Regions from separate parts of the Homo sapiens genome. Here region 2 is linked to region 1. A link is a contact called in ENCODE Hi-C or POLR2A ChIA-PET data. All regions are on one chromosome and are shown on one strand. Each heading gives the region's core, a stretch centred on a gene start or an enhancer-like site at or near the end of the contact. The rest is flanking DNA. Distances are from core to core; before and after follow the strand shown.

Region 1 (4,809 bases), core at 1,165-3,664:
CTGCACCCATCAACCTGTCACCTACATTAGGTATTTCTCCTAATGCTATCCCTCCCCTAGCCCGCACCCCCTGACAGTCCCTGGTGTGTGATATTCCCCTCCCTGTGTCCATGTGTTCTCATTGTTCAGTTCCCACCTATGAGTGAGAACATGCGGTGTTTGGTTTTCTTCCCTTGTGTTAGTTTGCTGAGAATGATGGTTTCCAGCTTCATCCATGTCCCTGCAAAGGACATGAACTTATCCTTTTTTATGGCTGCATAGTATTCCATGGTGTATATGTGCCACATTTTCTTTATCCAGTCTATCGTTGATGGACATTTAGGTTGGTTCCAAGTCTTTGCTATTGTGAATAGTGCCGCAATAAACATACATGTGCATGTATCTTTATAGTAAAATGATTCATAATCCTTGGGGTATTTACCTAGTAATGGGATTGCTGGGTCAACATTTGTCATTAAATTCTAAACTCATTCGTTGTTTTTAAGTTTTTGCCTACATTTTAGACTAACCCTGCTTGCTCCTATGAACCAACCAGCAATCCCTGGCTGCAGCTCAGAAAGAACAAAGGGGATAGGTAATGTAGAAATTCAGATCAATATTCTAGTTCTGAGCAATTATCCTACAAATCCTGCCAGGTAATGGAATAAATAGGATGCCCATCACTCGGAGGTTTCCTTTTGGGAAAGTAAGACCAAGGGAGCTAACAAAAGCCAAGCACCATGCACCCAAATTCTGTCAAGCATAAATATAGCTACCAGTTATCTGGGTGTGTCACAAGACATCCTTTTCTCTCTTGTTGGAGGAGGACTCAGTTCCACAGCTTCACTTTTGCATTCGGCTTATGATAAGAAGTCCATGCAACCCCCGCTGAGACACATTTTTGTCCCAAACTCAATTCCAAGCATCGGGTCAAAGCCCTAGGAAAGAAAACTGGATCTGAGGGATCCAGAGGCAGACAATAACAGAAATTAAAAGGCACAACACAGGTAAGCGTGGCTGATTCCTGCCGATTAAGCCAACCCCAGGCTTCCTGTTTCATGGATAAAGACCACATTAATATCCGTGGCATAAATGAGGTCTAGGGAATCCAAGGCTGCTGGCAGCAGGGGAGATAGGGCATATGTGGATAAGAGCGGATGATTCTCACCCACTAGGCCCCCTGCTTCATGGGTGCAAGCCGCTCTTCCACCCAAGGTGGCACCTGCCAAGGTTGCTGGGACTTGGGGATGCAAAGATGGAAGAGGAAAGAGGATGCTTTTCCCTCTCTCCCTCATGTACCTCTGAAGAAGGAATTTATGAATTTTACAAGTATAATCAAAGACAACCAAAAATGTTTACTTTTTCCTTCCAAAGCTAACTGTAGTGTAGCCCCACCCCGTAGTGTAAGTTAGAGAAAAATACTAACTGCCTGTTTTTCCTTTTGTGCTCAGCGAGCCTTATCTGTACTTGCTAGTTTCACATTCCTTGAGGCTCAGCGAGTTCCTGCTTCACCTCCCTAGCACAGCTGCAAAGTTACAAGGTTGACACAGAAATGGTTTATACAGTTAATGGTTTCCCAAAGATGTGAAACATGTAATATAAATAAATGTAAAAGACTGATCAACTGCCTTTGCTCTCACTTCTGTAAGTACACTTCCTGCATCACATAGTTCCCGGCCACTGGCTGCTTAAAAAGTGGCTGTTTTCTTTGTCCGGGGCTCAGACTTTCCTGGACGCTAGTCCTACTGAGCCAGGTGATCACCTTTTAATAAAGACCTTTCCTGGACTCACTCTGTTCGGTCTCTCCCATCTTTGATTGTCCCACAATACCTTGGGTATCTTCTAGGAAGAGAAGGGAACCAGGGATGCCTGCCCCCCTCTTTCTAGATGGGTAGCCATTCGCCTTCAGTCTGTACCCCTTTTGAATGCATCCTGAACCTCTAGGACTCCTTTTAAAAAAAAAAAACACCTTCTTTTTTTCCTTTCTCCTCCTCTGTCCTCTTCACTGATAGGTAATTGTGTCTTCATACTATGGGACACTCCCCTCAGAAACATCCTCCAAACTGGAAAGAATTAATTTCCCAAACCTTAACCTGGCTGGCTTAGGAATGGGCTCAGGGGAAGGGAACCCAGAAGACTGACATGCTGGCAAAAGCGTAAAGTTTTTTCTTAACCAGTTGGGCTTTTGGCCTTGTGCAAACTGGTAAAAGGCCTTGGAATTTTTGAGCTGTTCTTACCCCTCTCCTTGTTTTGTTTTGATACATGTTTTCTAATAAGCTGGTTTGTCTATTCTTGCCTTCAGGCCATCAAACTACAGTCAGTCATGCAACAGGAGCCTCTGATGACGACCCTTTCTGCTGGGAACCCTTAAATAGGCCTCTGAGGGAGCTCTGACTGCGGCTTCCCCCAAAACAGCGCCCCCTGTCAGCAGGAGGCAGTTAAGATCGCTCTTCTTCCTTATCCTTATTCTAATGGCAGTTAGATGTACCTCTCTAGAGCGGGGAATGAGACAGCCAGGTGGGAGGGGGTCCCCAGAGAAACTCCAGCTGGCCTGCACACTGGGATGGAGCCACAATAGTTCACATCCTTTGCAGCAGGGAGGAGCCAGCTCCTCCTCTTCTGTGTGGAACCTGGAATTCAAGCCGCTGGCGGCAAGCACTCTAGCAGGGACTCTGACTTGTTGAGGATCCCTGTTTCCCCCTTTTTCTCCCCACTTTTCACCGAATAAAACTTTGTCTTACCCACCCTTCAAACCGTCTTTGAGCCTAAATTTTCATGGCCCGGGGACGGACAAGGACCCTGTCTTTAGCTGAACAGACCTGCAAAATATTGATGTCTTTGCCTGTAACTCTTGCCTCCCCGAAAGGTATAATACTCAACTGCAACCCAGCTCCCTCAATATTTTAAATCTTTATTGTAAAAACATCTTATTTTAAGAAATGGGATGTGCAAGGGAAATGGTAATTATGTTCCCAAAGCATCAATAATTTCAAAAAGAGAATGCAGGGGAAGATTGCTTTCCATAGTTTTAGCATAGAAAGTTTAATACTCTATCACAAACAAGGCACCTTCTCCCTGTAGCCCTCTGCAGCTTTCAGAGCACACTGTGATACAATTTCAAAAGGAAGCCACTTTTATAAATTCATACCCACCCTGGTGTGCAACTGAAAAAAGTGAAAAAGTAAAACCCACTTTCTCAGGACCTCTTGAGACTGTGTTCCCCCGCCATGGTCACTCATATTGGCTCAGAATAAACCTCTTTAAAATATTTTACAGAGCTGGTTTTTCTGTTAACAATGCCTATTTTATCAGTTATTTTATTCATTTACCCCTGAAATCTTAAAACAGACTTAAGGAAATTCACAAATACCAATAGATAAGATAAAGCTACGTTAACAATAAGTAAGGAAGGAAATATGGGCAAAAGAAAAATAAAGCAGAGAGCTGGGATGCCAGATGGCTTGAAAGTCAAACATATGTAAATAAAAAGCATTAATAATCATCTTAATTATATTCTATGTTATATTTTATTTCAGATAATGGAGCTATTTTTTTCTTTCGTTGTCCAAGTGGAAGATGTTAAAAAAGAAACCCTCAATGGTAATGCAGTTTATACCAACTTCACACAATCTGTTACACTCATTGATCCGTGGAATAATCATGACACTCAAATGAATTTGTATGCTGGTATTTACTATGGGAATGTAAAAAGAATATTACACTAGGTTTTGACAGATTTGGGCTAACAGGTAAATCTTTATTGTAAAAGATTTTATTTTAAGAAATGGGATGTACAAGGGAAATGGTAATTATGTTCCCAAAGCATCAATAATTTCAAAAAGAGAATGTAGAAGAAGATTGTTTTCCATAGTTTTAACACAGAAAATTTAATACTCTATCAAAAAGAAGGCACCTTCTCCCTGTAGCCTCTGAAGCTTTCAGAGCACACTGTAATACAATTTCAAAAGGAAGCCACTTCTATAAATTCATACCCACCCTGGTGTGCAACTGACAGCTTCAGAGGTAACATTATTGACTGCTTACACAAGAAAATCTTCATGCAATGCAAATTTAAATTTCCAAGCATTTAATATTTTTTCAAGATATTGTAGAACCAAAAATTAGTAAATATTTTTTAAAGTCCAGCACCCTTTTGAGAAAGAATAAATCTTCTTATTTATGGCCTTGCTTTTATCATATAATAGTTGAATCTGTGTAATATTTTCTTAAGTAATAAGCATAATAACAAAATTAATACCTGTGAATCTAGCACTCAAATTGTGAACTCAGATCTTCCTAGTCTCACTGGAGTTACCTGAGTCTTACAACCCCACCACCTGCCGCACCAGAGGTAGCCATAGCACAGAAATCCATAGCTTTTATGTATGCGTAGATCTTTAAACATTATGTTGTTCCCCTTTACTTGTGCTTGAGTCTTAGAAAAAGGCACAATACTTTATTTAGTTCTCTGTAATTTGATTTTATTTATTTACCATTTTAAACTGAATAATTACTTCTAAGATTCATCCATTTTGTTCCATTTAGCTACAATTTATTATACACTAGTGAAATGAGTATTTTGCATACTAAATAAATATTCTACATTAAATAATAATTCATTCTCTCATCAATCAATATCAGGTTTTTTCCAATATTTTGAAATACCAAATAATGCTACTATGAGTATATTTGTATATATGACTTCTGGAACACATATTCATGAAAATATACTTGAGAATGAGATTTCTGGATCACAGGAAACTCAAGTATTTAACTTTTTCAAGTAATGCCAAGTTGACGCTCCCATAGACAGCGTGCATTTTCTTCTTT
Region 2 (4,926 bases), core at 259-2,758, 760 kb before region 1:
CAGGCATGAGCCACTGTGCCCGGCTTCATTCCATTTCTTATTAATCTCTTGAGAGCAAAGAAATTCCCATAAATCTTTTCAGGGAATGTCAGGAGTTTGGACCAATATTTTACATCAATTTCAGTATGGTAACCACGTTCCTTCACCAAAGTAATACTTTTCACAACACACTGCATAAGTAACATTTGTGGAAACGTCTTTTTAAAATAGTATATAAATAACATTTCAGAAGCCTGTTTAACATGACTACAAACACTTCACTACATTCATTACTTCCTTACATGGAAGTTACACGGTTCACAACAAACTTTGTAAGTAGCATTTAAAAATTTTCTTCTACTTCTTTCCTATCTGGATGTCTGTCATGCTTTTTCTTGCTTGATTGTTGTGGCTAGGACTTCCAGTACTATATTGAATAGACATGGTGAGAGTTGGCATCTTTGTCTTGTTCCTGATCTTAGAGGAAAAAATATTTTCACAGTTAAATATGTTAGCTGTGGGCTTGTCAGAGATAGTCTTTGTCGTGCTGAGAAACATTACTCTTTTTTCAACATTCCTCTTTTGTTTTGGAGACAGGGTCTTGCTCTGTCACCCAGGCTGGAGTGCAGTGGTGCGATCTTGGCTCACTGCAACTTCTGCCTCCTCAGTTCAAGTGATTCTCCTGCCTCAGCCTCCCAAGTAGCTGGGATTACAAGTGTGTGCCACTGCACCCGGCTAATTTTTGTATTTTTAGTAGAAATGGGGTTTCACCATGTTGGCCGTGTTTTACCATGTTGGCCATCTTGAACTCCTGACCTCAGGTGACCCGCCCACCTGGGCCTCCCAAACTGCTGGGATTACAGGCATGAGCCACTGTGCCCGGCCTCAAAAGATTTTTAAATTTCTTCTTTGAGGCTGGGCACAGTGGCACACACCGGTAATCCCAGCACTTTGGGAGGCCAAGGCAGGCAGATTGCTTAAGCCCAGAAGTTTGAGACCAGCCTGGGCAACATGGTGAAACCCCTTCTCTACAAAAAATACAAAAAGCCAGATGTGGTGGTATGAGCCTGTAGTCCCAAGCTACTGGGGAGGCTGAGGTGGGGGGATCACTTGGACCCAGGAGGTTGAGGTTGTGGTGAGCTATTGAGCGACTAAGTGGCTAAGTTGGCTGGACTTCCTGGGTCAATAGGGACTTCCCTAAGGGGACTTTTCCCTAAGCCAAAATGAGTCATAGCTGCAAGCTAAGGGATTGAAACTTCAACCAATCAAAGGGGACTTTCTCCTAAGCCAAAATGAGTCATAGCTGCAAGCTAAGGGATTGAAACTTCAACCAATCATATAGGGAGTTTAAGCTCTAGCTGCAGCGTGATGTTTTTAACCAATCAGGCCCACCAACCCACAAGCGGATAGAAAATAAGCTAATCCTATAGGACAGGAAAAGGAAAAGGAAAAGGGAAGGAGTCATAAGGGCATATAAGCATAAGACACTCAAGCCAGGGCAACCCTTCCAGGTCCCCTTCCACCACGTGGAAGCTTTACTTTCACTTTTGCTTTACATTCACTTTCGCTTTAATAAATCTTGCTGCCACACACTCTTTGGGTCCACACGTTTCTCTAATTGAGCTGTAACACTTGCCACTGTGGTCCACAGCTTCATTCCTTGAAGCCCATGAGACCACAAACTCTTCGATCAAGAAAAACCTTTGATCGGAAGAAGACTTCTCATCTCACTATCATGTCACTGCACTCCAGTATGAGTGACGGAGTGAGACCCCATCTCAAAAAAAAAAATAATTCTTTGACCCATTGGTTGTATAGGAGCATGTTGTTTAAATTCTACATATTTGTGAATTTTCTGAAATTACTCCTATTATTGATTTCTAGTTTTATACCATTGTGATCAGAAAAGATACTTGTTATGATTTCAGTTTTCTTAATTTGTTATGACTTATTTTGTGACCTGATATATACTCTATCTTGGAGAATGTTCCATGTGCACTTGAGAAGATTGTGTATTCTGAATGACATGGTTTGCAGCTGTCCATAAGATCTGAAACATTATTTAAACATGTGTCTTCAGACGCTTCACTACATACATTACTTCCATTCACTAAAATAACACTGTTCATAACATATTGTAGCTCTGTCACCCAGGCCGGAGTGTAGTGGTATGATCACAGCTCACTGCAGCCTAGAACTGCTGGACTCAAGTGATCCTTCCACTTCAGCCTCCCAGAGTTCTGGAACTATGCCACCACACTCTGCTAATTTTAAATTTTTTGTAGAGAGTATCGTTATGTTGCCTAGGCTGGTCTTGAACTCCTGGACTCAAGCAATTCTCCTGCCTCGGCCTCCCAAAGTGCTGGGATTACAGGCATGAGCCACCATGCTTGACCACTAAGTAGCTTTCAAAGAAGCATCTTTCAAACAAGTATGTTTGTCATTTATTATATGCATGAGTGTGGCAAACCACTTTCATCCACTGAGTTAACACTGTTAACAACATAGTGTGTAAGTTACATTCTTTAGAAACATCATTTTTAATTAATTAGTTAATTAATTAATTTTGTAGAGTCTCATTATGTTGTCCAGGCTGGTCTGGAACAAAAATTAGCATAGTGGCATGCACCTGTAATCCCAGCTACACGGGAGGCTGAGGCAGGAGAATTGCTTGAACCCAGGAGATGGAGGTTGCAGTGAGCCAAGATCGTGCCATTGCACTCCAGCCTGGGCGATAGAGTGAGACTCTGTCTGAAAAAAAAAAAAAGTTGATTCAGGTCACAGTTAATGCAAATGTTTCAAAACTGGGTTTCTGATATTTGTAAATGTCTTTGTTTATTACATAAGAGTGTATTACCATTAAAGTTGGTATTGTATTGCTTTCAAAATGAGAAGGTAGGCTGGGCACAATGCCTCACACCTGTGATCCCAGCACTTTGGTAAACCAAGACAGGAGGATCACTTGAACCCAGGAGTTAAAGACCAGCCTGGGCAACATAATGAGACCCTGTCTCTACCAAAAAAAAAAAAAATGGTGTGGTGGCATATGCCTGTAGTCTCAGCTACTCAGGAGGCTGAGATGGGAGGACTGCTCGTGCCTGGATGGTTGAGGCCGCAGTGAGCCACACGCCACTACCCTCCAGCCTGGGCAAAAGAAGTGAGACTGTCTCAACTGTCTCAGAAAAAAAAAAGAAAAAAAAGAAATATGGTCTGTAAAACTCTTAGCACCTTGCCTGGAACATAAAGCTTGCTTAATAAATGGTAGTTAATATAATTTCTAGAAGTCAGCAAAAGAGACTGTAACTGCCCAAGGGGTTCACCTTACCCACTGCCTAGACAAGAGCCAATTCATCAAGACAGGGAATTATAATAGAGAAAGAGTAATTCACACAGGCCCGGCCATGGGGGAGACTGGAGTTTTATTATTACTCAAATCAGTCTCCCCCAGCATTCGCCCACCTTGGCCTCCCAAAGTGCTAGGATTACAGGCATGAGCCACTGCACCTGGCCTGGGGAGCAGAGTTTTTAAGGATAACTTGGTGGGTGGGGGGAAGCCAGTGAGCCAGGAGTGCTGATTGGTCAGGGATGAAATCATAGGGAGTCAAAGCTGTCTGCTTGTGATGAGTCAGTTCCTGGGTCGGGGGCCACAAGATCAGGTGAGCCAGTTTATTGATCTGAGTGATGCCAGCTGATCCATCAAGTACAGGGTCTGCAAAATATCTCAAGCCCTGATCTTAGGAGCAGTTTAGGGAGGGTCAGAATTTTGTAGCCTCCAGCTTCATGACTCCTAAACCATAATTTCTAATCTTGTGGCTAATGTTAGTCCTACGAAGGCAATCTAGTCCCCAGGGAAGAAGGAGGTCTGCTTTGGGAAAGGGCTGTTACCATCTTTGTTTAAACTATAAACTAAGTTTCTCCCAAAGTTAGTTCAGCCTATGCCCAGGAATGAACAAGGACAACTTGGAGGTTAGAAGCAAGATGGAGTCAGTTAAGTTAGATCCCTTTCACTGTCTCAGCCATACTTTTGCAAAGGTAGTTTCAATCCCTCCCTTTGGGTTTTATAATACCTCAATCTTAAGGTGTAGGCTATGAAGATGGGAAAAGGCTGTTGATCACTTTGGCTTCTTCCTGCTGAAAGGGGACATAGTGGGAATGAGAGTGAACCCCAAGGTGGGAAGAGTGGAACTGCTTTGCAATTGTCTGAGCATACTCATGCAGGCATGGTTGAGCTTCCAAGGCTTGCAAGGTAAAAACATTAGTATTCTCATCTATAGTTTTAGTACAGTATTTATGTGAACAGCATACTATAAGGTAAATAATGAGTCCTAGGATGAGGAGTACAATTCCCAAGTTTAAAAGCAAAGATTTGAAAGCATTAGTTTGGAGACTTCTAACCCATAAAGAATTTAGAATTTAGTCTAAACTGCAGAAAAAACCTCAAGAACAGCTAACAACAGTGTACTATAGTTTTTCTTTTGAAGCACAATTTTTCTCTCTCCAGTGCCCATTTTTATTAAAAACAATCATGATAGAACTGATTTGCTTACAAAATAAACTTCAGTCTTAACTGTACTTGGCCTGATTATTTGCATAAGGTGCAGCAAGAATAATTATTTTTCAATTAGGCTTTTAAAATTGGCTTTGATAGAACTCTCTTCCATGAAGAATCTCAGATAAGACTTTTTAAAGGCCAACCCCAGCCATGGATTTGTACCCTCAAATACCTATGAGTTGGGTGAATTCCTCTCCTCTTGAGGTCCCAAGATAACTTGGTGTTCCTGGGCCTGTTAGAAAATGACATTCTTTACTTACCACAGATCAGAAACCTTGTACAGGCACCCTGTGTGGACAAGGTATAAGGCCAGATGCCCCAATGGGCTTTAATTGGCTCTAAAAGTCCACTTTGATTCTTTAAAGGAAGCATGCCATTCAAGTCAAAGCCTTGGT

The links. Hi-C counts contacts between places; a loop is a spot of excess contacts on that map. ChIA-PET counts read pairs that join two places held with the same protein, here RNA polymerase II (POLR2A). Pooled maps may share reads with other maps.
Region 2: a map of GM12878 shows a loop between it and region 1 (6-fold over the local background). The contact joins two enhancer-like sites. A Hi-C loop is called at or near these places in 1 of 168 maps with a recorded cell type or tissue (GM12878), 4 of 37 single-sample maps with no recorded cell type and 7 of 50 pooled maps. POLR2A ChIA-PET finds 5 or more read pairs at or near these places in 1 of 52 experiments (activated B cell).

The regions. Positions count from the first base shown.
Region 1 is chr7:43,069,461-43,074,269 of GRCh38, reverse strand. It overlaps LOC107986790 (a long non-coding RNA gene), which reads left to right. Exons shown (of 3, transcript XR_001745189.2): 2 at 2,282-2,416; 3 at 3,516-4,809. Among named protein-coding and RNA genes, the nearest start is that of HECW1, 41 kb to the left of the region's middle. RefSeq lists a silencer at 646-940. Within about 2 kb of position 2,414, at least 3 of the 41 ENCODE cell types and tissues checked have a DNase peak (open chromatin) inside an H3K27ac peak, as active enhancers do.
Region 2 is chr7:43,831,258-43,836,183 of GRCh38, reverse strand. No RefSeq gene overlaps it. Among named protein-coding and RNA genes, the nearest start is that of MRPS24, 36 kb to the left of the region's middle. RefSeq lists enhancers at 999-1,368, 1,280-1,574, 1,499-1,618. Within about 2 kb of position 1,508, at least 6 of the 41 ENCODE cell types and tissues checked have a DNase peak (open chromatin) inside an H3K27ac peak, as active enhancers do.